Regions from separate parts of the Homo sapiens genome. Here region 2 is linked to region 1. Evidence: chromatin loops called from intact Hi-C (ENCODE). Cell type or tissue: mammary epithelial cell. All regions are shown on one strand. Each heading gives the region's core, and the rest is flanking DNA. Links, peaks and the distances in the headings are about the cores only.

Region 1 (15,249 bases), core at 5,474-9,473:
GGAGAAAATCAAAATCAAGGCCACCCAGGGCGCAGTGGATCACGCCTGTAATCCCAGTACTTTGGGAGGCTGGGGCGGGTGGATCACTTGAGGTCAGGAGCTCAAGACCAGCCTGGCCAACATGGTAAAACCTCATCTCTACTAAAAATACAAAAAATTAGCCAGGCATGGTGATATGCACCTGTAATCCCAGCTACTCGGGAGGCTGAGGCAGGAGAGTGGCTTGAACCCGGGAGACAGAGGTTGCAGTGAGCCGAGATGGTGCCACTCCACTCCAGCCTGGGCGACAGAGCAAGACTCCATCTCGAAAAAAAAAAAATCAAGGCCACCCTAGGGTTCTCCCACCTCAACAGGCTAGGAGGAAATACTTATCTCCTTTGGGAGTTGTTCAGAAACCTCTCCCCATAATTCTCACTTTATAGTGTTACAGAGAATTGGTAAATAATGTATGAACAATGTCATGAAATTGACATTATTAGCTATGCTATGATCAGCTCTACAATTAAAATTCCCCCATTATTTTGAATAATTTAAGCCTAAAGTGCAAACACAACTGGCAAGGAGGCAGCCCAGGTGAAATGGAAGAAAAAAACTATTAGAACTCCCTTGAGGGTGATTCCCCATATCGCTGGGGGAAAACATATGGTTAGAGTTCTCTGTCCTTGGAGCTATTACGTTATCTGATTAAACTTGCTGTGAAATAGACCCCATTGTCAAAGTTTCAGTGCCACAGAGACTGTACAGGGGGAGCCCAATCACCATCTGACCACTCACCAGGCATCTTGATTTACAACTCTATAAAACTGCAATATGCTTGCAATTCAGTCTATATCTTCTACCTTTACCCTTGAGGGAGCCTTTTCAGATTGAACCAGGAAAGTATAACAGCTTGCCCTTGTGGGCCCCTGTTAAGACATAGAAGCTTCACCTTCTGTTATATGCTTGTCCTTCCTTTCAATCTTACAACATGCTTAGCTTTGAACTATGGGTAATGGAGATACTTTAGGATGGCTTTATAATTTTATTTTATCTTTTTTTGTGTGTGCCACAAGTACACTTGCTCATTAAATCAAAGTCTGCTATATTGTAATCTCCTAAAAGGCAGGAACTCTCTGTGAAAACTTGCCCAAAAGATTATGTATCAGAGAGAAAGATGTGACGGCCACCAATAATCCAGGGCTGTAGTAACAGAAATGTAAGCAAAAGCATTCTAGGTGAGGACCATAGCCTGATTGGATAGGTTGGAGCACTCCTTTGGGAGTAAGGAGGAAAGCAAAGGGCAAGATCCAGAATATTCTATCCCTTTGGCATAAGGAATCTAGCTAGGCCAGTGAGGGAGCATCAAGCAAGATGAGAACCAATCCCATATCACAGGGTCACAGTAAAACACATTCCCTAGAGGTTTAGGAGAAACGGCAAAGTAGCAGTTCCTTTTATGACCAAATCACACAAACTTAAGAAATGTGTTACTTATCCACATAAATGTTGTGCTTTTTTAGAGGAAGAACTTGACTCTATAAGGGATGAAAACTTACCATCTGCCTTTTGTTCTCAATAAGGTTTGATCCAATGATTCCAAGGAACGATCCAAAGCCGAGCTGCAAAGCAATATGGCATACATAGTATGTGGGATGACAGTCAGGCTGACCACACAATCATTCCAGCCCCTTCATATGATTCAGGATAAAAGAAAAAACTGGGCCGGGCGCGGTGGCTCACGCCTGTAATCCCAGCACTTTGGGAGGCCGAGGCGGGCGGATCACGAGGTCAGGAGATCGAGACCATCCCGGCTAAAACGGTGAAACCCCGTCTCTACTAAAAATACAAAAAATTAGCCGGGCGTAGTGGCGGGCGCCTGTAGTCCCAGCTACTTGGGAGGCTGAGGCAGGAGAATGGCGTGAACCCGGGAGGCGGAGCTTGCAGTGAGCCGAGATCCTGCCACTGCACTCCAGCCTGGGCGACAGAGCGAGACTCCGTCTCAAAAAAAAAAAAAAAAAGGTATTGGTGCTAAAGCCACATGCAGCTGTTACTTACACAAATACAGCATGTACAATAAAAGTATTTTTCCCACCATTTGCCAGTTTTCCCTTGTAGCTATGAATCATACCTAAGAAGAAACTTATGTGCCCAAAAACTAAAAGTAAAGGTCAACCATAGCTTTCAGAGCCTGCCTATTTCAATTGCAATATCTATTACCTAGCATGTGACTGGTGAGTCAGTAAGAGACATATAATGATGAAAAGCACACATTATATTTTTATTTTTATCTTTTTTTTGAAAAAGACCTTCCACTTTGATGTATAGATCACAAAATAAAGGTTTGCAAAAGCAATTTTGATGCATCTGGCATACCAATCCAACTCAGGAAGTACTTTAGAAATCAGGAAGCACCTTAACCCACACTAAAAAATTTTTTTAAAAATCTTTTTTTTTGAAAGCCTGTATTTGTGGTTGACCCACTGCAATTTATGTTAGCACTTATTCACCCCTTCTTCCATCCCTGCTTCATTTATGGACAGAAAGCATTCATTAAAGGGTGAACAGAAATGGCAGTGTAAAACCCTAAAAACAATTTTCCTGTCTAAGTGGCTGAGATTATGGCTTGGTATAACAGATCTCACTGCCCTCTCAGCTCTGCCATTAGAAGACTGAGTCTGCCAGTCTTAGATGAAAATGATCACTAACTGATAGCTGTTGATGGGGATGAAAGTGGAAGAAGTAAAAAGTGGTGAGAACGGACCAATAAATCTTAACACAAGTTCAGTGATGAAGTTACTTTTCTCTTTAGCCTCACTAATGGTCTGGGTTTCCATCTGCAGCCTTACTTTGGCTCACAGGGACATCTATTTCAATTTGAGACCCCCAAGCCTTGCACCTAGGTTTGGGAATCTAAGAGACCCAAGGGCTGGGCAGGAGCTTGGTAGGGCAGTGTAGGGGGACTGGGTGGCTGTCTCAGACCCCAAGAATGAGAGAATGAATGGAAGGAATGAATGTAAATCTCCAGGACTCCTTGTGCAGGGCCACTCAGACAGCAATGTCTCTTGGGAAACAGATGCTGCAGTGCATGAGGGTAATATCCAAGACTCTACTGAGAACATCCTCATTCAACAGTCAAGCAATGCCTGTCTCCCACCTGGTCTTATTTCAGATATAATTAAAATATGTTGCCATAAAATATACTGATTAAAACTTAGTTATCACACTAGCCTGGCTTCCAACCCCAGCTCTTCTATGTCTGTGTAACCTTGAACAAACTGGTTAAGCTCTCTAAACCTCAATTTTCTTATATTGTAAAAATAGGAACCACAGTAGTGACTACCTTATAGGGCTTTTGTGAGAATTAACCAGGATAATACATTCAAAGAACTTTGCACAGCACCTGGTACACAGTAAGTACTCAGTAAATATTACTTTTTTCTAGTGATTATTATTATTTTTACAGCCATTTAACTTTTGAGCCACTCTAACCTGACTTGAGCTGGAAAATCTTATAATTATGTGCTCTATTTTGTGCTAAGAGAATTTCCTTGTTCCATCTTGTCTCCCCCTCTGATGTTCCACGGCTTCTATTTTTTAGGAGAAAATCCATGAATAGTCTCTCCTTTTGGCACTCTGGGCCACTTGTTGAGTTGAGAGAAATTTGGAGGCAGCTTCTTACGGGAAAAATAAGTCCTTTTACTTAACAATTCATCAGCTTCCAAAGGTATTCGCAGAATGTCTCCTGAATCGTGATAGCAGTCTTTGTCCTAAGACAGGAAGCAAAGACACTCTCTATTCCTCATATTCTCTCATGGCAAATAACTCTCTGATGGCAGTGACCAGAAGAGGTGGGTGGAAGTCTTGTGGAATTGTCTGGAAAGACAAGGCACTCCAGAACTGGAAATCCCAGGCCAGCCAGTTACTTCATCCAGTTATCTCCCCTTCTCCTCTATTCTATTCTATTCTATTCTATTCTATTCTATTCTATTCTATTCTATTCTATTCCACTCCAATGCATTCAGTTTTCTGACGTTCACTACTAGCTTTATGTCAGATGAATAAGAAGACATGGCTACTGTCCTCCAAGAGCTCACGGTCTAGTAAGGGAGAGACAGACTGGGTTAAGGACCACAGACCAGGTAAAAACAAAGTGCTATAGGAGCAGGGAATAATTCACGCAGCCAGGAATATAATATATATATATTATATTATAATATAATATATATTATAATATAATATATATTATATTTAATATATATATTAAATATATTTAGGTAAATAAATTTAATATATATTAAATATATTATATTATATTATATTATATATTATATATATTAAATATATTATATATCATATATAATATATATGATATATAATATATATCATATATAATATATATGATATATAATATATATCATATATAATATATAATATATTATATATCATATATATTATATATGATATATATAATATTATATATATATTATATATAATATTATATATATAATATTATATATATATTATATATAATATATAATATTATATATATTATATATATATTATATATAATATATAATATTATATATATTATATATATATAATATATAATATATAATATAATATATATAATATTATATATATTATATTATATTATAATATATATAATATTATATATATTATATTATATTATAATATATAATATTATATATATTATATTATATTATAATATATATATTATATATAATATAATATATTCCTGGCTCTGCTACTTATAAACTCTGTGCCCTTGGCCCAATTCCTTAACCACTCTGTGCTTTGGTTTCATCATCTATAAAATGGGAATCATAATAGAGCCTGCCATACAGGGTTGCTTTGAGGATTATATGAGATGAAGTATGTAGTGTGATTTGCATAAGGTAGGCTGCTAAATAAATGGTAGTGCTAAGGTTTCATAGAGGAGGAGACATTTTTGTATGCGCTCAAAAGATGGATTAGAGCTCAGCAGGCAGGGAACTAATACGTATTGAGTCATGGCTGGAAGAATTCACTTACCTGGATGACAGGTTAATGAACTCACCAGTGTTGCTAAAACAATCTTCCATTTCAAAAGCATTTTAAGTTAAAGAAGCACTTGCCCCCTACTTTGGTCACAGGAATACTATGGAGTTTGGTGGAATTCATATCATTCCCATTTGATAGACAGGAAAATGAAGGCATAGATAATTGTAAAGATGTATGCCCTCTTATAGCAAGTTAATGGTAGGTCTGGGACTAGCTCTCGGGTCCCCTGAATAACAGCTTGAGTTCTTTTAGCCACACCTCGCTGCATTTGTGACCAGTGCTAGTAGAATTGTGACCTCCAAGCAACAAGGACTTCATTGTTGCCCCCTAGAGAAGAAGTTCTCTGCAAGGATGGAGTGAGAAGTCTTATTTGCGGAAGAGCTGAGGGGTTGAAAATAAAGAAGGGAAAACCAACAGTTTCCTTAAAATGGACAGCTGCTTCTAAACAATTGCTTGCTCCCCTGAGACCTCAGAAAGGTAAGCTCTGTGGTCTCCCCTCAAGAGCTTCATGGAATCATGTAATGTTCAGACCTTTGGACCTCCATCTTGATTCCCCATTACCTGAACAAATAACTAGTTTGCTTTGTTTTGGCTGTCCTCCACTTGTGGAAAAAAAAAAAAGACAGATGATTAGATATCAAAGTCAGATTCAAGGGCTTTTTTGAGGCTGGACTCTTGTCACCTATGCCTGTTCCCATTCACTGTCCCAGACATCTAGGACAAAGGCTAAAAAAATTAGTCATTAGGTAAATATTAATTGGACATCTACTCTGGCTGGCAGTGTGTTCGATCTGTAATTTGGAGGCCAGGAGGTGGGATGGGGTATGATCAAGACCACTCAGGCTAAAGGAGCTCATACTACAATTAGGTAAACCAGTCCACAATCCCTTTCCATAATCCTGAAATCCACAAAGTTCTTAAAATAAAAAAGTGTTTTTTTTTCTTGAATGTAACTAACTTGGTGGCAAAACCTGATCTTGAACTGATGTGAGGTTATATTATCATCTTTATCTCACTTAGTTTAAAAATCCATGTTTTATTATAGAAACATGAGGTGCTTGATTATGGGATGCTTCTCAAGGCTCTACTTGGTTGTTAGATAATATGTGGTATATGTATTGTATAATTTTTCTAAAATAAGAAGTCTAAATTCTGAATCCCATCTGACCCAAGGGTTCAGAGAAGGGATTGAGGGCCTATATAAACAAAGCTAAATGAGAATATAGCCCAACAGATGCCACAAAGCAGGACACAAGTGTTTTCCAGCAACCATGAATAGGAGGAATCTACAGTAGGGAGTTCAAAGATGTAGACACCACTGTGGACCTCAGTATTTGAGACATGTTTCTGCTGTGTTTTTAAGTTGGGATAGAACAGAGCACCTAGAGAGAGAGAGAGAGAGAGAGAGAGAGATCAGGGAGGATATTCTAGGCATGAGGAAAAAATGTTATGACGGCCCCAAGGCAGAAAAGCCCAAGTCGTGTTCAGAGGACTGTGAATTGGCAATTTTTGCAAAAGAGAAGTAATGAGAGACTAGGCTGAGGGCATCTATGGAGAGCTCTGAATGACATGCCAAGGAAGCAACAGGGAGCCAATGAAGGTGAGAACCTTGTGGTATTATAAAAGTCTTATCCAGCAAATCAAGATTCAAATGTATTTATTTATTTAGAGACAGGATCTCACTCTGTCACCCAGTCTGGAATTCAGTGGTGCAAACAAGGCTCACTCTAGCCTCGAACTCCTGGGCTCAGGCAATCCTCCTGCCTAAGCTTCCTGAGTAGCTGGGACTACAGGCCTGAGCCACTGTACCTAGCTAATTCTTAATTTTTTTATAGAGACAAAGTTTTGCTATGTTGCCCAGGCTGGAGAGCAGTGGTGAGATCCTAGCTCATTGCAGCCGGCCTCGACCTCCTGGGCTCAAGGAACCCCCTTGCCTCAGCCTCCTAAGTAGCTGGGACTACAGGTGTGCACCACCACACCTGGCTAATTTTAAAATTTCTTATAGAGATGGGGGTCTCACTTTGTTGCCCAGACTGGTCTCGAATGCCTGGCCTCAAATGATCTTCCTGCCTCGGCCTCCCAAAGTGATGGGATTACAGGCATGAGCCACTGTACCCAGCCCAGGTGCCATTTTAAAAATGTACTTAGTAAGTGAGGGACTTATATTTTAGAATGAACTTAGATTTTAGAAACATTTTCAAACAAGAGGTAGAAACTTTTTCACCTCCTGTTGAAAATCTTTCTGCCTAATTCACTATTTACTACAAAATCCCACTATCCAGAGCTCCTTATGTTTTCTGAGCATTCATGTTAATCAAAATTTCTTTGGACTTTTCCAAGGAGTCTTTACATGTGAATCTGAGGCCACACTGACCTAAAGAAGGTTTCTGGGATCTTGATTGTTTTGAATGATCCCTGTTGTCCCCATCTCCTAATATCCCACAGTAACTCTGAAATGATTTTCAATTAACTGACTCTCCTACCCACTCCCTGGGAAAGGGGGCAGAAATTCTTGCTCTCTTTCCTGAAAGAAGACTCAGGCTAGTATGCGCCCTAATAGTATCAATATAGCAGCTGAGGAGAGGGTGCAAGAATGAAAGGCTTGTCTCACTATCCAGGGGACCAACTCCATCTTGTGGGTTGCTTGGGAAACACATTTAGAGGCCTCTTTTTCCTGCATCTAAGGTAAGAGGAGGTGTACCGGGAAGCAGCAATCACCCTCCCCTGTCTCTTTCAGCTTCAGGCAACAAATGAAGCTCTTGGGTTTTTAGGCCTTCAGAGTAGAAAGCTCATCTGAACCCTCCTGAAATAAAATGCCTTGAATATTTGAGGACAGTAAAATTCTTAATCCAGTTTGTCTTTGTTTGTTGGTGTTCGGTTTTTGTTTCTGTTTTGTTTTGTTTTGTTTTTTTGAGACAGGACCTCGATCTGTCACCCAGGCTGGAGTGAAGTGGCGCGATCTCAGCTCACTGCAACTTCCATCTCCTAGGCTCAAGCGATCCTTCCACCTTAGCCTCCCACGTAACTGGGACTACAGGCTCATGCCACAGGGCCAGGCTAATTTTTTTTTTTTTTTTTTTTTGTAGAGATGGGGCTTTGTCATGTTGTCTAGGCTGGTCTCAAACTCCTGGGCTCAAGTGATCCGCCTGCTTCAGCCTCTCAAAATGCTGGGATTACAAGTGTGAGCCACCGCACCTGGCCGTTTTTAGTTTTTAAATTTTATTTATTTATTTATTTGAGACAGTCTTGCTTTGTGGCCCAGGCTGGAGCCCAGTGGGGTGAGTGATCATGGTTCACTGCAGCCTTAACCTCCTGAGCTCAAGAGATCCTCTTACCTCATCCTGTCGAGTAGCTGGGACCAGAGGCGTGCACCACCATACTTGGCTAATTTTTTATATATATACTTTTTGTAGAGATGGCGTCTCACCACGTTGCCCAGGCTGGACTTGAACTCCTGGCCTCAAGCTATCCTCCCACCTCAGCCTCCCTAAGTGCTGTGATTACAAGCATGTGCCACCGTGCCCAGCCTGGTTTTAGTTTTTTTAAAACTTTACAGTTCAGACTGTACAGACTAGCACATCTTTACAGAGGCATGTGTGCGTATGTCTCTTAGAACGATGATACCACATGCTAGCTCAGGTAGAGTAGCTAACATGCCATGATAATGCACCTCACTGTACAAAGATATCTCATTTGGCAAAATAAAGATGCTCCCAAAAAGCTTCACGTGACTTAGAATTATGCAAATTGAGTTATATTTTAAGTACCTGAGATCACAATATTTAAATGATTTGTATGGTAAGTCTTCTTTTAATCTAATAACTTCTCCCTAATTTGTCTGTTTTGAAAATTTAAATTCTCATGGATTGTTAACACATTTAATCAGAGTCTAAAACAGCAGAGTTCTAAATAAGCTGAAACTTTTTCACAGTTCTATACATTAGTAATTTATATTTAAAGTGACCACTTTGACAGTGCAGAATCTCCAGATGACACATTATGATCCTTCTGGTTTTATTGCTAAGCATATTTTACTGTGTGTTAATTCTCCAGGTGGTTGCTAGTCCACCTGAATTAGACTCCCCCCACCCCCCACGGATTCTTTCCCCTCAGGTGGATTCAACATTTATTACTTTTTCAATCAAAGGTTAGTTTATGAAAAGAAAATTCAGATTGCCAGGGCCCATGCAGACCAACTGAATCAGAATCTCTTGGGCTAGGGAGTAGAGATCTGCATTTTTTGCAGGTTCACAAGGTCATTCTTATTCACATCAGAGTGGGGAAACCACTGGTTTGGAGTTTCTATAGTAACTCCCTAATAACCAAGCTATTCAGTTAATGAAAGTACCCCATTCCCAGACAAATCTGGATTCTCAGGCGTTTACTGTTTCTGAGGTATGAGTCGTAATTGTATTTGTTACAACGTGATCTGACCTATAAACTCAAATGGATTTTTCTGCTATTCAATCTGCTGTCTTTTCCCCTTTATTTTATGTAATTAAAATGCATTTTAAAGAAGCAATCTCCAGGAACTATGAGAGCACATTTTTAAAGGTTAAATCATGGGGGCACAGTGTCCGTTAGGGATGGCTTTCCTATTAACACTTCCATATTAGCTCTTAGTGAACCACTCACACGCAAACACACGCCCCCACTGCTTCAACTTCTAGTGCTAGCTGAACATCAGGTACTTGAATAACAGCAATCAGGCACCCTCCTTCCTTTGTTAACGTATTCCAACCTAGCCACCCACAGTAAGATATTCCACAGAGAAGGTTCACAGCCACTGTTTATGAATAGGAGTTCATACTCTTAAATAACATGGAAAATACCTTCCCCTCACCCACAGAGACTCTAAATCTTGGCTTCAGCATTTGCTCATCAGTCAGAAATATTTTACTAATGCAGCTACCTGAAATACACAAAGTCAAGCAGACCCTATAAATTGCTTTTCCAAGCCACCGAAATGCTATCTTACCCCCTCTGTTCCTCCCTGCACACCCACCCCCCGACCCCCCACCGGCTTTGCTTGTGTTTAAAAATAAAACCCAATTCTGCTGACGACTGGTTTTCTTGCCTCACCACAGGAAGTGCACTGGGTGAGTTCTCACATCACATGTTTAACACAGGGCACCAAACAGTGTCTGTGGGTCACCTGCCCTCAGCTGGGAGGAGCCCTGCCTGCCCTGGAGCTGTGGAGGCACTTCCCCCAGCAGCCTTCAGCTCCAGGAAGGCATAGCCTGCAGCCCACTTTAGGTCCCAGCTTCTCAAGAGCTATTGAGGAGGCTGACTGTGGAATGAAATCAGTGACCTAGGCAACAGGCTCCAGGCTTGGTCACTTATAGCTCTGGCTTGTCCAAGGCATCATCTTTAATCTCCCCTCTCGCTTTGCTTCTCTCTCCAATCCCCACCTCTCTCTCTCTCTCTCATTTCATTTCAAAGAGAAATGAAACAAAACAACAACAAAAAATACATCTGACCTCTTTGCTGTACTAAAATATTTCTTAACTGAATTGTCCTAAAGGTCCTTCTGCTCTCTAACAATTGAGGAGCCATTTAATTGGTGTTTAAAATATGATCTCACCTCTAGAGTTAGGTTTTTGGGTTCAACAGCAGTGTACGTAGACTCAAATTAGGTTTTGGTTTTTCTAATGCAACTAGTTTAGCAGTCTCCAAAGGGAACTGCATGCACCCTAGGGTAGATAAAACAATCCACTGGAATACGGCTGTTTCCTATTTATTGTTTATCTAAAATAATAAGAAACCAAACATTACTAATATTTAATAAACAGACTGTCACTGGCACCCTCTGTCCGTGTGAATGTCAGGTGATCAGGTGAACTATCCTTCTGGAGGAGGGCAAGTTCCAAGCAACAAACGGTTGATGGTGGGGCATTTTATGTGTGCCTGGATTGTATTATCCAATTTTAACGAAACTAGTCTCAACAAAATGGATAAGAGGCTTGAAAAGATTCCTCTTGAGAAACCAGAAGTTGAAGATGACCCTAATAATGTAAGCAAACGTAAGCAACAAGAAAATGGCAGAGTTTAATACTTCTAACTCCCAGGGTAGATTTTTGGCAGCCAAATTGTGATATTGACATTTAAAAACATGACTCCAATGACAGTCTAATCATATGGGATAAGAAGGCAGCCAAAAATATTCACAATTATCTAGTGGGCCATTTGAAATAAGGATTTAAAGCCACTGTCTTTAATGACAAGCTTCACACTAAGTGCATATTATCTGGTGACATTTTAGTTTGTGTTCACATGAAGATATTAAAAGTTATTGTATACTTATTTTTATCTAATTTTTGAATGTTCATTTTTATATAAGTTTTATGAACATGTATATATATAATTTATAAGTGAATAAATATACATATTTTAGGAACATATCTTCCACAGCTTTTTCTGATAGGAGTGCAGGATCACTTTGGAGATCAGTGCTGTTGGTCAGAGTGTCAAGCTGCCAGGATCCTCAGATTTCAGGTGAGATCAGATGACCTCTATTATATATGGGAATGCAGATGCCCGGAGAGAAAGGACCTTAGCCTAAGGTTAACACTGCTGGTAACATCTCCTAAACCAGAAACCTGAGGTATTAAAGAGTGAGATGACTTGCTCAGGATCACACTGTTAGATAGGGATGGTGCTGGATTCTTCTGATTCTCAGTCCAGTGCTCTTCTTAGCGGGCCCAGAGTTGCCTCTCCACATAAATATACAGAGATACAAAGGAGGAAATCTGAGCAAACACTAGACACTCAAACAGAATTGAAAACTATCAGAGCAGAGCCAGAATTTCTGTAGACAGCAAGCTACTGCGACCTACCTGTGCCTTCTATACTTACAATAACTCCGGGGTAATAACCTCCTACAGTCACATTCTGGGTCCTGGTGGTTGCAGCAAGGCCCACTGTGAGAATTAACACGGACACAATAAGCAAAGTCACGGTGACATAGATGGAGTTTCGTTTCCTCCGATTGAATGCTCCTGAAAGCACAGAGAGAAATTAAAATTGCTCATTTCAGCTGGGGAAAGGATTGACTTAAAGAAAAAAACACTAAGAAGGTTTTCCTTTCCTATTCCTACCGGTAACTGAAGTTATCTTTGGTGGTGACGGGTGGGGGGTTGTGGGGAAGGGATAGAGCATTATTTTTTGTAGTCATCAGGTGCCACTTTTATAATAAAATATGTATTTCCAATTTGAAAATAAACAACAGAAGAAATTTCACCAGTTACGTAAAAACAAAACGAATTTTTGTGCTCCTGGCACTCTGTAAGAGATGTGTCACAACTACTTAGTAGAGTGGTTTTTTAGACCAAATTAGAAGGCATATGATAAATGGGAAGTGTGTGTGTGGGGGAGGGGGTATTAAATGAAAACATTTTAAAGCCAATATCCAACTAAAAAGATTTTTTTCATAAGCTAGAGATATGAAATTTCATTTTCAGTGTAAATATCACAGCCAAGCCAAGTTACTGGGATTTTTTTTTCATTTATTTCTGACATTTGCCACCTCATGTATAAACTTTAAAATGGTGTATTGGCAAGATTTGTCACATAACAAATGTGTGTAATAAAGTGAGTGTTTGGAGGCCATTAGTCCACAAAGATATGTATCGGGGGAGTTAGGTGGGGAGGATTATAACTTATACACATTTAGGCTTATGTGAGGGTGACATAAACATAAATGATGAGAAACCCATTCTCCCACTCAGGGCTTATCAGACATGATAGTGCAAACCAATATTTTTTTGAAAACAGGATTATTAAGTCAGACAGAAAAATGGTATCTAGGCTCACTTTTTAATTTATTTTTTTTTAAAGGAACCGAGCACTGTCTCACACTCTGCAGGGATTTCTCAGGCATAGGGAGAGGGCCTTCAACAGGAAATAACCAGGGGAGAGTTACTACCTAGGAGTTCTCAAAAAAAAAAAAATAAGCAAATGAGAAGAGTCTAGCTCTCTAGTGGAGGTTTGGAGCATGAGGAGGATGAAGCAGTGAGGAGCCCTGATGGAGTCGCCCACCCACGTGGCTTGACTGTCATTTATGGCCCTAAAGAGATCACTTGAGTCTGTCCATAAGACCCTGTCATTCTGGGAGACCTCACTGCAGCCTCAGGAAGCAGTTGTTGAGAGAAGCCATGCAGACTGCTCCATGGGGAGGGAGGGGAGAGGGGATAGAGGGAGGGGAGAGGGGATGGAGGAAGGGGGACGAGGTCAAGGAAACGAAGCGAGACCCAGGAGGCAAGGTGGTGGTGAGACGGGAGGGGTTGTGGCTGGCCTTGCAGTCCACTGCAGATATCCCCTCCTGTATGGAAGAAAAGCACTGGGAGTATCACCCGGGCTTAACCCCACCATCCATCCTGTCTTCCCCAGTACTGTCCCTGCTGAAGTCTCCAAGGGAGGTGGGAGGGGCAGGCGGTCTCCCCTGACGTCAGCTTCGAAAATGAGGGATGTGACTCATCAGGGTCATTTCTAATATGGGACTAATCTAAGACTATTTTTCGTTGAAATGTAGAAGTGGTTTGAACGTTTATAGGCATCTACAATGCTAAAGCACCATGTCTCACCCTGGGGAAGAGGTAAGAAGAGTTGGCAAATGAGACTCATCTTTAAAGAGACCTGAGTCCAGCCTCCATGGGACAAAAACATAAAGGCCCACTAGAGACACCTGTAACATCGGGGCCCTTTCATGACAGGGCTATTAGGGATGCAAATGGGAGCTGACTAATGGTAAACACAGGAGCAAAGCCGGGAGCTCTGGACTGCATGGTACTGGGAAAGGAATAGTAGAGGGTTGGGGGAAGGCCAGGATTTATTTCTTCTGGTTACCTGAAGTTTAGTTATCCTTCCTCTTGATTTTGAGGGACCCTAAATTAGTCTCTAAACCAGGGTGCCTAAGTTTATTTGATGATAGATACTTCTCAGTGAATCTGTGAGTTGGTTCTACAGAGGGGCTCTAACATAAACTTACCAACATTGCCTCCCATTCTTGTCTTCCCTTCTCTTTTGTCACTCACACAATCTCTAGCCCTCCCCTGCCCCAAACTGGCAAAAGAGAGTGAGAGAACATTTGGATACACCACGGATATCTTTGTGATATGGAAGTGTCTCAACACCTTACCCAGAAAACATGTAACCTGACAGACTAAATTGGAGAAGTGTGTGTGCATGCATGGTCTTTTTAATTTTGGTTTGTTTGTTTGTTTGTTTCATTTGCCTGCTCCTTCCCCACCAGCTGGCCTTTAATCTTATTCACAGCTCTTGGGTCTTCTTTGCAAATATCACTCTAACTTTTAAAAGCGCAGGAAGAGCCAGGTCAGAAAAGTGACTCAGCAAACCACATAGTGTCATTTGAAAATCTTTTTTCCTGCTTTAGAACCTGAATTGAAAATTCAGTCACTTGAGCAACCCAGGCAAATATCCCACAGCCCCACAGGGGCCTTGACTCCAGATAGGATTTGCTTTGGATAAAATTCCTAAGAAAACTCTCTGATCACCAGGTCGAATATCTAATCTCTGTCCCCTCACGAGCGTCCTTCCCTGTCACCACTTATTTTATAAGGACCATAATTGTGTAACATGAAATTATTTCTAGTTGCACTTGGGGAATTGACTGTTTTAAGAAAACCCCCTCCCAGGGTGACTCGTTTTGAAAATGAAGAATCACCCCTCAATTTATCTTTAGTGTCAATTCGACTCAATAAAATTCACATCTACTTAGAGCAAGATATACCCATTTTCTGAAGGTGTGGCCCAGGCTCCTAAAAGGCAGTTTATTGTGTCTGCTTAGGACATTTTCCTGGTGGTTGTTTTATTTTAGAAGGGAGAAGTACAGCCGTGTTCTTATTCTGGTACAATTTGGGGCTTGCCTTAGATGTTTCTGTAAACACAGGACCATCTTATTCTGATTTTGTTTAGTAAAGTGACACGTAAAAAAACTCAGGCACCAGGAGGTACTTAAATAAAGCAGCAGGTATATGAAAATCATGCCTATTACGATTTATACCTAGTGTTTGATACCTAATAAACAATCGGTACTTGTTGAATAAACAAGAGGCAACATCTCAGAATTGTTTCCCTTTTAATCAAGAAGGATGTGGGAGGAATTGTGTGAATAAATATGGGCTAGTCTCATAGAATTGATTTTTTAATGTAGGGTACACCTGAGGGTTCCCTCAAATTAAAAGCCTTCTG
Region 2 (15,249 bases), core at 7,590-11,589, 55 kb before region 1:
TTGCCCTATTGTTTGACTAAGCCAGACTAAGGGATAAGTGAATATTCCTGTAAATCGTGTATTCAGTGAAAGACTAATCAGAAACTCAAAAGAATGCAACCATTTGTCTCTACCTATGACCTGGAGGCCCCCTCCCCACTTCGAGTTGTCCCGCCTTTTCGGACCAAACCAATGTGTATCTTACATATATTGATCGGTCTCATGTCTCCCTAAAAGGTATAAAACCAAGCTGTGCCCCAACCACCTTGGGCACATGTCGTGAGGACCTCCTGAGGCTGCGTCACAGGTGCATACTTAACCTTGGCAAGATAAATTTTCTAAATTGATTGAGACCTGTCTCAGATACTTTTTGGTTTACAAAACAAAGCCAGAGGCCTAGTCCAGAGCTTGGCAAATAGTCCACGCTCACTAAGGGTGAGCTGAAGGGAAGGCTTGCAGTGTTAACTTTCCTAAGATATTTTAGTAATAACATAATAGTCTCTCCCACTGTGGTTTAAAATTTCAATAGCACATAGATTTGCATGTTATATTTTTCTATTAAGATATGAACTATTAAATATACTGAACCAATTCTCCTTCTCCCCCTGAAGGTTTGGTTTAAGATTAGGAAGATCAAGTAGAGAAGATATCAGAAGGCTTTAGATTTTAGATATATGTCACCCATTGCCATCGATCTGTCATCATAATCTTGGATGGGCTCTATAATGCCATCCTTGTTCTGGAGCCCAGTTGGAGTTGGGTTCTTGTAGTGCCACTGCAGCCTAGAATATCCAGGCTTCCCATGCTGTCCTTGCCTCCTCTGTCTATGCCTTGCTTTGCCCTGACTTTGTTTGGCCTGGTATAGGCCCCTGTCATCAGCATTCATTTGTAGTCTCCATTTTCTTAGGTCTGTTTTTTACAAATTTTTCCAAAATGTTTTTCTGCCAGATTCAAATTCTGCATGGCACATCCTCAAGTGCAGTTCACCAAATGTCTGTTAAATGAACTAAATAAACAAAAAAGTCAGTGCACCATTTTTTATAAGGCACATTTTTTATTTAAAAAAAGTTGTGAATTCCTTGTAAACATTGGTTCCCAGGACCCCTGCAGATACCAAAATCCATGCATACTCAAGCCCCACACTTGAACCTGCAGAATCCAAGTATACAAAAAGTTGGCCTTACCTATCTGCAGGTTTTGCATCCCACGAATACTGTATTTTTGATCTGCATTTGGTTGCAGGTGTGAAACCTGTGGATATGGGGGGCCAATTCTATTTATTGAAAAAAAATCCACATATAAGTGGACATATGCAGCTCTAACCTGTGTTGTTCAAGGGTCAACTGTATATCTGTTTTGTGTGCCAAATAAGGTATGGATAAGAATTTCAAAGGAAAAGTCATTTAAACAGAATTACAAGGAAGCCTCATTTTATGAGCTGACATTCCTCAATCACCAATACGCCCTGTACGGCTCACATACATACATATGCAAAATGGGGGTGGGGAAAGTCCCTAGTAAAAGAACAGTGTGTTTCAAGACAGGGCCCATCTCCATTTATGCTGAAGAGCTTAGACACAACCCTGTAGTCTAAAGGAATCTTCCGAAGAAGCTACTCATAGGGCTTTATGGGAAGGTGGCAGCCAAACATCTATCTAGTATATTGCAAATTCTGTTCACTATCCTCCCTTTCTGTGGAGGACATAGGGAAATAGGAATCATTCTGGCCCAAAGTTCCTCTGCATCAAATGAAACACAAGAGGAGACTCTACCAAAGCCAGAATGAGGCAGTTCTCCCTTTGCTCACCCATCCCCAGCCCAGAAGGCATATTGTTGCATATTCCCCAGCTCAGAAGCTGACAATCATGCATTCAAATGTATTTTGTCTCATTCAACCTCCTTGAAAGGACCCTGGTTCCTGATGATAAAAACACAAAAAGGGAACCTTTTGTTTAGTGCTGCTAGAAGCAAGAGGGAGGAGGTAGTTCCCTGATTAATATTCTAGATTAATTGATCATCAAAAAGAAGCAGTCAGACCTTGGCTTTCTTTATGCTGTCTTCCTCATGTGAAACTGCTAGGCTAGAAAACAACAAAAATTTAAAAATGGAGTGTGATGAGAGTTGAGGAGTTATTGTTAATTTTTTTAGGCATGATAATGGTATTGTAGTTATGTTTTTAGAAAAAGAACGTGTATCTGATATGGTTTGGCTCTGTCCCCACCCAAATCTCATCTTGTATTATAATCCCCACATGTGGAGGGAGGGGTCTGGTGGGAGGTAATTGGATGGATGGGTTTCCCCCATGCTGTTGTCATGATACTGAGTGAGTTTTCATGAGAACTGGTTATCTGTAAAGTGTCTGGTGCTTCCCCCTTCTCACTCTCTCTTCTGCTCCCATGTCAGATGTGCCTTGCTTCCCCTTTGGCTTCCGCCATGATTGTAAATTTCCTGAGGCCTCCCAAGCCATACAGAACTATGAATCAATACCTCTTTTCTTTATAAATTACTCAGTCTCAAGTATGTCTTTATGGTGTGTGAAAACAGACTAATAAAGAAAACAGTCTTTTAGAGAAACATGCTGAATTGTTTATAAATGACATTATACCTGGGATTGGTTTCAAATTAATTAGGGGGCAATGGCAATTTCCCACAAGTTGTTAATTGTTCAAGCTGGGTGCTACGTGCCTGAGGGATCATTATACCATTCTATGTATGTTTATACACATTTGACCTTTTCCATAATAAAAATTAAAGGAAAAAATCTGGCCATCTGCATTTCTTTTCCTTTTTCTTAGCTGTCTTTGCTCTCATTTTTGTGTCTTCATCTGCAAATTAAAACACATTATAATTTTTAAAAAGTTACCTCTAAAACCTCAATACTTTTGAGTAAATAAATATGCTTTTGCTGTTTCTCATTTGTTGTTACAGAGAAATTTATTCATTCAAACATTTATTACTATTTGTCAAGAACTGTGCTAGGCACTGGGGATATATATATTATTAAAGTCACATTAGGTATTATATGATATAAGAAATTAATGTTAATTTTTTCATAAGTTAATGGTATTATGGTTAAGTAGGAAAATATCATTTTAAAGAGATACACAGAAATATTTTGTAGTGAAATGTGATGACATTTGTAATTTACTTTGAATACCTTAGTGAAAAATCCATATTTGAAGCAAACATGTCAAAATGCTAACAAATGTTAAACCTGAGTACTAAGGTATATAGTATTAATTATACTATTCCCTTTACTTTTCTGAACATTTGAAGATTTCCATGATAAAAAGGGAAAGAAAACTATGTGTGTGTTGGAGTGGGGAAGGAGAATGCTTTCTAGGAGCTCAGTCTAATGGAGGAGACAAATAGGTAAAGAGATTGATACAATCCAGAGTGACATAAGGAAGCTTGAGGTGCTCTGGACACACAGAGGAGTCTCAAAATCAGAACTGATTTGAGGAGGGGGGTTGAGGAATGGTTGACCAAGAAAGGTGGCTCTGAGAGTAGTTATTTGATTACAAAATCCATTGTTGCAATGAGTAAGCCAAGCTTGTTGGAAGAAGAGACTGGTATTGTAGGCAGAGGGCCTCTCTACCAAGCAATAGAGTCAAGAGAAAGAACATGGAATACTGAGGAGACAGAAAGCAGTTCTAGCCTAGGCAACACAGCATGACCTCATCTCTACAATTTTTTTTTTTTTTAATAGCTGGGCATGGTTGCGCATGCCTGTGGTCACAGCTACTCGGAAGGCTGAGGCAGGAGAATCACTGGAACCCTGGAGGTGGAGGTTGCAGTGAGCAGAGATCGAGCCACTGCCCTTCAGCCTGGGTGACAGAGGGAGGCCCTGAAAAAAAAAAGAAAGAAAAGGAAAAAGAAAGAAAGAAGAAGGCAGGCAGGCAGGCAGGCACGAAAGAAAAGAAAAGAAAGAGAAGAGAAGAGAAGAAAGAAAGAAGGAAAGAAAGAAAGGAAGAAAGAAAAAAAGTTTTCAGGCCACAGAGTATGGTGCAACAAAAAGTGACAGGGTATATGTGATTAGAGAAGGATCAGTCAGGGTCTGAACTTTACCCTGAGGGCTATGGAGAACTACTGAAGGATTTTGAGTATGGCACTGACATGCTTAGATGTGTGCTTTAAGAAAGTTTGGTTTTCCAGTGGCAAGGAAGTAAAGTGACATTGGGGACCAGGAAACTGGGGCAATATCAGAGGAAGCAGAGCCTTTGTGGAATATGCCAACCAAGAGAAAGCACCCTCTGGTCAATCATTAGACAGGAGAGGGCGTAAAAAAGGTGGCTTTTTGTGATGCACTACCCCAGATGGGGTGCCTTCCATAAATTGGCAGCCAGTCTAAAGGGAGTGCCTTTTTGAAAACTGTACAGCAGTGCCCACTGGGCACGAGAATTACACAAATGAGCCCTTCCACTGGGCTGATGCAGCCCTGTAAGGCTTACTTTGGTACAGCCCAATCCCCTGACTTGGTCTGGTGCCATGTGCTTTGTACAACTATGCACAACCAATCTGGAGTCAGATTGCTTAGGTTTGAATCCCAACTGTATGACCTTGGGGACAGTACTTATAATCTGCTCTGTCTCCATTTCCTCATCTATAAGATGTACCCAACAGTTATTTATGGATTAGATGGTAATAATGAATATAAAGCACTTATGGGGAATGCCTGGCACAAGGTTAGCAAGCGTTCAAAAACTCTTCAGTATTATTAGTGTTTTCAGGAACCTTCTTCTAAAATAAGTTTTAAGAAATAAAACTAGTTTTGAAGCAAGGCTTGCAGAATGCTGTTGGCTTTCTTACCACTGGAGTCTGTTTCAGAATCAGAGTCACTGTCGCTATCTTCAGAATACTTCTTGTGTTTTCTTTTTGATAAATTTTTCTTTCTTCCTTTCTTGGACCTTTCACTTGAATGACTAGACTACTATTTTTCTGTAAAAATATAAATAAAAAAGTAACTTCTAAAAAAGTATTTCTGATTATCAATTTTATTGCATTTGAAATACTGAAAAGGAATAGATGATAGGCAATTTGAATAAAAGTAAAGTCTAATGTTTAACTATTTATAAACTTTTTCTAACTTCTCAAGAAAGGTCTGTATCTTAAAAATACTTTCTGATGTAGAAACTGAAGTAGTGCATTTCTTTGGCTCTTCATTCTTTACTTCAATATGTTCAGCAGAGCTGAATTTAAAGAAAATGGTTATAAGAATTAGAAAAGTGATGAAATATGGACCATAGAGTATAAAAACACAGACTTAAAACTTTTCAGCAACAATGACAATTGTCCAAGAACCATTAAAAACAAGCATTGGACTTCTTTCATAAGAATACAGTTCATGTCTGTAATCCCGGCACTTTGGGAAGCCAAGGTGGGAGGATCACTTGAGCCCCAGAGTTCAAGACCAGCCTAGGCAAAATAGCAAGACCCCATCTATACAAAAAATTTAAAACATTAGCCAGGTATGGTGGTGCTTTCTTGTAGTCCCAGTTACTCAGGAGGCTGAGATGGGAGGATCACTTGAGCCTGGGATGTCAAGGCTGCAGTGAGCCATGATCATGCCATTGCACTCCAGCCTGGGTGACAGAGCAAGACTGCCTAAAAATAAAATAAAATAAAAAATAAATAAATACAGTTCAAGGGTCTGCCACCTTCATAATAATAAAATAACTTACATTTGCACAATGCTTTACAGATTACAAAGCACTACTCAAACTGAAAGCAGCATGGAGGATTTATATTTTCAGAAGAAATCACAGGCTAAAAATAGAGAAAACAGAATCAGAAGGAAAGATGAAAGAAACTGTATATAAAAAGTCTGAAGAAGATATCATAATTTTATTCTAAGCATGTAAAAAACAAATGGTAGAGCAGCAACTGTTCTGTCTCCTCAGAGCAAGAAGATCCTAAGAAGCTACAATCTAAAGAGATTTGGGGGACACATGTTCTCAGGACCTGAGGCTATGTCACGGTAAAAAATTGTGTGTGTGTGTGTGTGTGTGTGTGTGTGTGTGTGTGTGTATTTGTTTTGTTGCAGAGAATTCTTAAAATAAGTATTATTAAAGTTCTACAGTAGGCTTGGCGTGGTGGCTCATACTTATAATCTCAGCACTTTGGGAGGCCAAAGCACAAGAACAGCTTGAGCCCAGGAATTCAAGACCAGCCTGGGCAACATAGTGAGACCCTTCTGCACAAAAAATTTAAAAATTAGCTGGGTGTAGTGGTGTGCACCTGTATTCCCAGCTACTCGAGAGGCTGGGGCAGGAGGATCACTTGAGCTGGGAAGGTCAAGGCTGCAGTGAGCCATGATCGTGCCACTGCACTCTAGCCTGGGTGACAGAGTGAGACCCCGCATCAGAAAGAAAGAGAAAGAAAGCAAATAAATCAATAAATAAAGTTCTACAATACTTTAGAAAGGGACTTTCTATATTATATAATCTTTCCCTTTGAAGATCACATCTGCAATAATTTAGGTATTGCCTAGAAAATTATTTTTAGGGTTCCTTCTGACTCTAATTCTATGAGTTCAGGTCCTTTAAGCATTTACCAAGGGTATCTATAAGAATACACTTCAGATAATAATGTTTTATCACCTTGTCACAAATTACAGGTTTACCTGTGAAACACATTGCCTCAACTCAACCTAAACACAGAAATAGAGGAGAGGGAAGAAGAAACTTATGAGCAACACCAAAGAGAAAAGAAATAAGCAAAAAAAAAAAAGTACTAATATTTCACATAGTATTGGATACAGGAAAATTAACTAAACCGAACTACACTGGCATCTGCATTTTTTAAAAATCGCTGTGTAATACTATTGTCTGGAATGCAATCTGCTCCTGGGTTGAAGAAAAAAATCAAAATATAAATGTATTATCTGTTTTAACACTGAACTCCTCTATTAATAGGAAATTAGCACCCCATGAATACAATTTAAAGAAAACAATTAGCATGCTAAAATGCACTAGCAACATGTTTTAATTCTTAGGTATGTTAGACTCCCTTTAGTTCCTTTTTAAAAAAGAGTACCTTACCTATCTGTTCTTTGGAGGACACTAATTTTTTATTGTATTATAATGTTTGTCATTTATTGTTTTAATTTTTGCTGTTACTCATAAGCTGAAAAAAATAAACTAAGAGAGGTTCAATTTCCTCAAAGTTTAGCTGCTTACGTCTATAAAAATCCTTATAAAATAAATGTTTGATTTCATTGTTTGAATAAATATTTTTTACTTCTTTATTCAGGGAAAAGGTATTATAAGTATACAGAGTTAGTCTCAGAGGGTTTCCCATTTCAAGAGCAGGTAATCAAAAAGTAAACATACGTCTAACAGTTCTTGGAATATGAGTATAGGGACCAAGGATGCCTGCCAGACTATAAAGACACACAGTCTTTGTGGTGTGAGGCACAAAATTAAGGCCCAATATTGTGTACTACCTTGACAATTGGGGAAACCAGGAGGGCTCCCAATGGCCTTACTGCGAATTCTCCTCTCCATTCTGCTCCTGCAAATAAGGTCCCCTAGCCAAATGACCCTCCTTCTCAAAGAGACCAGACGCAGTTCCAGCTTATCTCTGGGTAGCAGATTTTAGTACATTGTCAGCTTGTGGAATTATTCAAACAAGCCAATCATATCCTTCCAAGGGAAAGCAGGTATTACCTCAATTTCTTGATACCACAAAGTCTACCTCCCACAGCCCCTGATTATTCACTGTCTTACCAACAGCAACCTCGGTGTGGCCCTTCGTGGCACGCTGTGTTCTCTCCCATTCCAGCTGTGAACATATGTGATTAATAAACTGCTGTTGATCTCATCTGTCCTGTGTTCAGCTACTCCATAACACAAAGGGTGGGAATCCTTCCCTCATCAACATGGTGAATAGCAGACAATTATAACACTCCCTGCTGCTACCTGGTTTTATCTGTGCCTTAAGATAAATTATTTATCTTCTATGTGCACAAATGCAAATTTTACCCAAGTTGTTCTTATATGTTTTGGTTAGGATTCTAAAATAAGAAGTTTTTTGATTGACACAAACTGGGAGGACCTTTCCATCCCAAAGGCAGGAGCGCTCCTCAGAGGACAGGTGCAGTAGTTTCACTCACCTCTCCCACATGGGCAAAAAATGTGTATCTGTAACCTAACTCAGGACTGTTTTTACTTCCTCTGCTCCCAGGCATGAAACTCTAATAACCAACACCTGTGAAATGCTTATTACGTTCAAGGCACTACATCATTACAATAACCCTAAAAACGTCAGTACTATTTGTATCCCCCTTTTACAGGTGAAAAAATAATGAAGCTTGGAGAGGTTACCAAGGTCACATAGGTATTAAGTAGCAAAGCAAGGCTTCAAACTCAGAAAGTCTCAATCCAGAGGCTGTCCTTCTCATCACTATGCTTTATTACATCCCACTAGTGGAAGAAAAAGACTCATCAAGACATCTCCCACCTGTTGGAATTTCAACCTACCCCTCAATACCTGTAATGTTTTAAAATTTCTCATTTTTTAACCGTAGTGCATGTAAGGCACTCAGTATAGTACCTGACACATTCAATAAACATTTGATATGAGTACTTACACAGCAATAATTATAATTATTTTCCTTCTCAAACCATCTACTTCCCACTCCAATATTCACTCTCATTAGAGGAAAACTCATCTCACTCTCCTCTCATTCTTCAAGGTCAAGATTGAGACCACTTAAGACCTTCCTGAAGGTAGCCACATCTGCAGTTTAGCACATCACTTTGCCTACATTCATCCAGTTATCTTGTCTCAGAGGAAGGTATTTCTCCTTTCCAATTTAAACCCTTAATCTCAACCCTTTCCAACTCCCTACAAGGAATTTCCACTTAGTTAGCCTGTTAGGATCTCAAACCGATCATTCACTCAACACACAACACTTTCAGTAGATTGAGCCCCTATTAAGTGCCAGGCACTGCAAATTCTGTAATGAATAAAATAGGGGTCCTCCTTTCCACGAGCTCAGTCTAGTGGAGAATAAAAATATGTTCACGAACGATAACACAAAACAAATAAATGCTATACGTAGGTCTGTGACCCTTAGCCGTGTCTGCTCCGAGATCAGAGGCGAAAGAGGGTGGAGGGAGACCGGGGCACCCTACAAAGGGGCCCAAGGATGAGTGAGAATGTGAGAGAGGAGAGGGGCGAACAAGGAGCTGTCGTGGATAGATTGCAGAAAAGGATGAAAATGGGCGCGGTGAAGGTAGAAGGAGCGAAATGCAAATGGTCAGAAGCGGGCTGAAAGATGAAGCGGACTCGCTGAAGGCAAGTGGGCTCCTTAGAGCGAAGGTGCAGCCATGATCTCACTCACCTCTGCCACGGATTCACCTCCCTCTCCTCGTCCCGTAGGAGCGTGAGTAGTTGCCGCAATAGGCGCAAGAGCAGGCAGAAGCGAAAGTGATGGTCCACGGCGCAGTCAGCCGCTCTTGAGAATGCGACCACAACTGGGAGCGGCAGGGCTGGTTTCGGGAGCCTTGGCTGAGCCCATTCCATTCCCCAGTCAGAGAACAAGAGTTCCAGTGAGAGTTGCGCCCCAGCGGGGAACGGGCGGCTTTGCTGGGCTTGGGGCTCTTGGACAAACTGCAACACATTCCCCCGCCCGGAGCCCGAGGCCTCCCTCTCGGCACTGCAGAACCGGACACCGGAGCTACTGCAGCCTCGAAAACGGGACATTCTCAGGAGCCTCAGCAGTATCCGTTGCCTTTGCTCCAAAAACCCAGCCCGCGCAACCGCTGGGAGCAAAGGAAACCATGGGAACTATTGCGAGTACGTTGGCAAAACATTTCCCCAGGTCTGTGTGGCCTCCGGCCAAGGTGAAGAGGTGTGTGTCTTGGTGTAAATAAACCGCTACTGCAACCGATTTCGCTCATCCTTTGGTTCCGCATTGAGGCTCGCCAGGGTCTAAATCCGCACAGAGACTAGGTCTTCCTTAGGCTTCTACTTGAAATAACTGAAGGGCAGGACGAGAGTCCACTGGAGACATTTCACAGAATGGCCATATCAACAACATAGACAATTCTGTTCGTGTACGGGTGCTTTCCGTGAATGTGTGTATTACATGTTCTATAATATTGGGCGCACTCTGTGTCGTGTGTGTGTGTATAAAATATGTACATTTGGTTATGTGTGTATATATGTACATATATAATAAATAGGACTGGCTCAAACAGATTCACATATTTTTTCGGAGTCTATTTGAATTAAAAGAAAAATCTGAGATGGGAAGAAAAGGGACAAAGTATTCAAAGTATTTCGTACACAACTGAAAGTGTTTATTTCAGTGTTGTCAGATTTATTAATAGCAAAAAGAAATATACAGTAGGCCACTTATCTTTGAATTTCAAATAAAGAATAATGTTTTAGTATAAGTATGTTCCATACAATAATACAGTAGAAAGTGACTACTTTCTATTAAAGATGAGGTGATAGCCACGGTTGTACTTCTTCCTCTCCTACTACTTCTAAAATTTGTTTCTTATATTCTTTTTTTGTTTGCTTGTTTTGTTTTGTTTTGAGATGGAGTCTCACTCTGTCACCCAGGCTGGAATGCAATGGCGCGATCTCAGCTCACTGCAACCTCCACCTCCTGGGTTCAAGTGATTCTCCTGCCTCAGCCTCCCAAGTAGCTGGGATTATAGGTGCCCGCCACCACACTCGGCTAATTTGTGTATTTTTAGTAGAGACGGGGTTTGGTCACGTTGGCCAGGCTGGTCTCGAATTCCTGACCTCAAGTGATCCTCCCACCTCGGCCTCCCAAAGTGCTGGGATTACAGGCATGAGCCACCGTGCCCGGCCTTGTTCCTTATATTCTAAGGCTTTTCGCTTGCTGTTTGAGAAAGGGAAGTGGGAGCAGCCCCTGATATCCACAAACTGACCTCGCACTCACAATTAGGCATGTTCTTCTCTTGTTGAACATAAACTCACAGAACACCAACCCAAGACAAGATCACTGGGAGCCTGATCAAGTGAGACAAAACAAGACCACTTCATAAGCTTGTCTAAGCACAGACAAAAACAAGCTCACTGTGACACCCAGAAAACACCAAACACCCCTTCTTGGCCAAGATAGGTCACTGCTACTTTGCCAGTTAATGTACAGCTTTATCCTCCCTCTAGTCTGCCCTCCCTATAAATAAGATTTATTGAAATGTGCAATCATACAATTGCCCCTGCTTTCTGATGTATCTGAGACGGAACTCCTGATTCCTAGACCTTCCCCCAAATTGTCCAAATCCTATAATAGGTTCATTCTAACAACTTCTTATTGAAACACATCATAGTTACCTATAGTGTGTGTTGTCCCTCCCTGGAGTAAGAGTAATAAACTCAATCTGTCAACTATGGGTATGTTTCTGGTAGTCTTTGGTTGAAGGGCAATGACACATTCCACTGCCTAAAATGTTCTTCCCCAGATATTTATATGGCCCTTTCCCTTAGTTCATTCCATTCTTTGGCCATACATCATCTTTTCAGAGAGGCTGTGCTTGACCACACAATTTACAATAACACCCTCATCATTCTCTATCCCTTTGCTCTATTTTTCTTCATAGCACTTACTACTTTCTGTTTTTGTATTATATATTTATATTATATATATACAAATGTTGATTGTATGTCTCTTCCATTATAATGTAAGTTCCATGAAGACCAATATCTCAACTTGATGATAATTATATCCACAGTGCCTACAACACTGCCTACAACACTGCCTGGCACAGAGTAAATACTAAATGATATATGTTTAATATGTATTGAAAAAATGAATGAAGTTTACAGTGTCGGGCTTTATAAGTTTCATTGTCACATAGTCATAATCAATCTGTTGTTTGGACTTAGTCTTCCACTTAAATAGATTGGCTTACTGCAAAATCTCCATTCTTAATTCTTTATTTGGACTCATTTCTTATTTGATTTGACTTCATATATTGCCAAGTAATTTTCACAAATGACTCATAGGTAGTATATTCCCTCAATTTTGTTCAAGTTTGGAATAAGCTGTCTGTTGCTTTTTTTGGTAGATTGTATTATTGTTAGCAATTATCGACGACTCCTTTTCCAGTAGGAGAGTTATATATCCCTATCCAATTGACTTTGGAAAGTTTTAAGAAAAAAGGGCAATAGGCAGTATTAGACAGGTCACTTAAAGAGAGATTTGTTGGGATTAAGCAGAAAAGGGGATAGTGGTGAGAAAGCAACATATATTTGGCACTTACTGGGTTCCAGACACTCATTCGTTCAGCATTAAGCAACCATCTCTATCTACAATTTGTTGGGCCAAGGGATGCTTCACAAATAAGTTAGTACTTGAGTTGGGTTTTTATGGAAAACCAGGCACTTGCCAGGAACTAACCAGACAACAGGTTAAGCGAGGTGTGGCTATGAAGGGAATGACTATTCCAAGCTCAGGGCTCCAGGCTCAGACTTGAAGGCAGTAAATTGCATGGCATATTCTGGAAACCGTGAGCAGTTTGACACTATGCATAGTTGATTCATTTAATCCTCAAAGTGACTCTGTGGGAAGGTATTATTATCCCTATTTTACAGATGAAGAATCAGGCATAAGATCAAAGAGCTAGGAAGTGGCAGTATCAGAATTCCAACCCACTCACATCTTCTGCTTAAGACTTTGTTTCTTCCACTCTACCTTACTAGGGTTTCTGCAGATCCCATGGAGTGACCTTACCAAATCTGTAACCATAAGCATAACATATAGGAAGTGCTCTAAGACTGAACGAGTGTCACTTTATCTTTTGTCATCAATTAATATATATTAAGCACCCACAAGATTGTTGGCATTTTAACACAGGAGAGGACAGTTACCGCCCTCATGGAATTCACAATCAAGGTCAAAAGGCAAGCAAACGCTGACAATACGGCTATAAAACCTAACTCATCCCATTTTCAGCCAATAAAACCTTTCTAGAATGTGAAACAATTGATACCTCCAAATCCATTTGATATAGGTTGTTCTCTGACCTCAGGTGATCCTCCCACCTCGGCCTCCCAAAGTGAGTTGTTGTTGTTTGAAATAGAGTTCAAACTACTGGGTTGTTTGAAGTAGGGTTAAGCCCTCCAGATTAAAAACAAAAGTAAAAGTGAAATGACTAGTTGAGAAACAGAAAATTAATTAAACTTTCCAGTGATCCTGTCCCAAAGACAATTATTAAGGCCACTCAGGCTTCTTGGTCTGTTCTGCTTTCCTACAAATAAAATTCCTTTCCTGACCATTGGACCCCCTTTCATTATAGGTAGCTTTTAAACTTGTTTAGTTTTTGCTTGGTTAGGGGGTGAGAGATACAGCAAGAAGGGAAGAGAAGGTTTACTGTGCTTTGAATGAACAGGTTTCATCATATGTTAGTTGGTACTCCAAACTTTTAAAATACTTTCAGGAAAGTGACAATGGCATGGCAATTCTGTTGCCAGCCTCAGTGATGTAAATGCTGGTACAAAATAAATTGCATTGTGCCTTCCAGTTTACTGAGAGCTGACCAACAAACATGATATCTAGAGTGGCATCTATTGCCACTGTGATCTGTATTTCAAAGATATGTCTCATTTTAGTTTTCATCAATTAAGCCACTGAAAGATAAATAGATCCTAAACTTTCAAGATATACTTTGTTCTAATTACTAAGATTTTTTTTTTTACTACTAAGTTTTGGGGAGGATAACTCAGAAAAATGGTTATTAAGTACTCAGTTGCCAGGAAAAATACTAATCTGCCTTAGTTTATTTTACAACAGCATACTTCTATTTGCCATGAAATATCTTTATAGTAAACAATGAAACTTTTCATAATGCTAAGTCCTAATCAAAAATCAATAATGCAATAATTCCCACATAGTTTGTTTTCCCACAATACAAAATCTTGGAGAAGAGCTTAAGGAATTGCATATTTCCATGTGAAATACAGCTATATTATACCACTTTGATGTTTTATTATACCATGTGGCTTTACTTTATTGAGGAGGATGAAGAATAGATTAGGGATAGGTAGATGAGATGATGACATCCATGTCTGATTTCCTGTCAGAGAAAATTAGATATAGTTACATCTGTTTTCAGTCTAATATCCTGATGGACATTTTCAGCAAGATTTTTTAGGAAAGAAGCACAGGAATTCCACTGCAAGGTATTAATAGGTACAAATTTAAGATTTTGGAAATGAATGCAGTATTATCCTATATATATCTTTTTAAAAAGATAATGAAGGTAGTGAATGGCCTTAATTATGGCAGAAAAAAAGTTACTATTTGGTTCCTTAGTTGAATACGATCAATAACCAGCCTAAAAGGGAAACATTTTGCTCTCCAAACACCCATCCTGTTGCTTCATTTATTATGGTACTCAGTTGGAAGGGTATTACCAGAGGATTTTAAAAAATTATGTAACTCACAATGTATTTTTTCGGTCATTAAACAATCACTGAACACATACTATGTGTCAGACACTAAAGCCCTCTGAAGATGAAATGTTATGGAAATAGTAATAATAAAAAATTAAAATAGTAACAATAAAAAATTAAAAATGCAAGTGTTAATATTATTAATCTTTCAAGATACAGGTCAAATGACAGCATTCAATTTGCTATTCTCTTCTCTCTGCTTCTACACCTTGTACAAATATTTTTGTCCATGTTTGTGTACCTACCTACTGAGCTCCCTAAAGAGGTAGAGACCTTTGGGTTATTCATTTTTGTATTCCCGAGAGCCTAACATAGGGTTTTTGCTACAGATCAAGCAGGGGGTCAGTAAATGCTAGTTGGAATGAGGGAATTAACATAGTACTGCACCATTTAGTATTCAATTAAGAAGATAGTTGTCCAAACACTAAATTTCTTTCTTAAAAGTAGTTACTGTAATGTAGTTGCTCTCTTGTTATCCCAGAACTTGAATTACCATAAGAAGTTGTGAATTTCTATTTGATTGTATGTATTTTGATTATATTTCAAGATGGTTTATCATCTAGCAAACAGTCTAATAGAGCAGATTCAAACTTGCAAAATAAATGAAACCTGTATAGTCTCTAAAAGTTTGTATGCCCTAGAAGTTCACATTGAATTTCGATGAAAACGACTCGCTTCCCTTCCATCCAATTGCTTGCGACTGTCTTACCCGATCTTTCCCTTTCCTTTTTTCCCACCCGTTAGCCCTCCGGAAAGAGCCGAACACACAAGAGCTTCCCAGTCTTCCTCCGCCCCCTTGCGGAAAGAACCGAAGGCAGAGCACGGCGCCGA

Evidence for each region. A loop is a pair of places that touch in the nucleus more often than their neighbours do. Peaks named below come from ENCODE experiments on the same cell type or tissue, not always from the same donor. Only the 100,000 strongest peaks of a DNase experiment are listed, where the experiment ranks them.
Region 2: it touches region 1 in a loop (5-fold over the local background); 37 of 110 quality-filtered maps call a loop at or near these places.

The regions. Positions count from the first base shown.
Region 1 is chrX:120,292,454-120,307,702 of GRCh38, forward strand. It overlaps TMEM255A (transmembrane protein 255A), which reads right to left. Exons shown (of 9, transcript NM_001104544.3): 2 at 11,896-12,038; 3 at 1,536-1,598. Among named protein-coding and RNA genes, the nearest start is that of TMEM255A, 11 kb to the right of the region's middle. In mammary epithelial cell, for the core only: a CTCF peak has its summit at 7,669; no DNase peak of the experiment used is centred there.
Region 2 is chrX:120,235,439-120,250,687 of GRCh38, forward strand. It overlaps the pseudogene NKAPP1. Among named protein-coding and RNA genes, the nearest start is that of ZBTB33, 7.7 kb to the right of the region's middle. RefSeq lists an enhancer at 15,081-15,249. In mammary epithelial cell, for the core only: no CTCF peak of the experiment used is centred there; DNase peaks (open chromatin) are centred at 9,523 and 9,793; H3K4me3 peaks cover 1,443 bases; H3K27ac peaks cover 1,817 bases.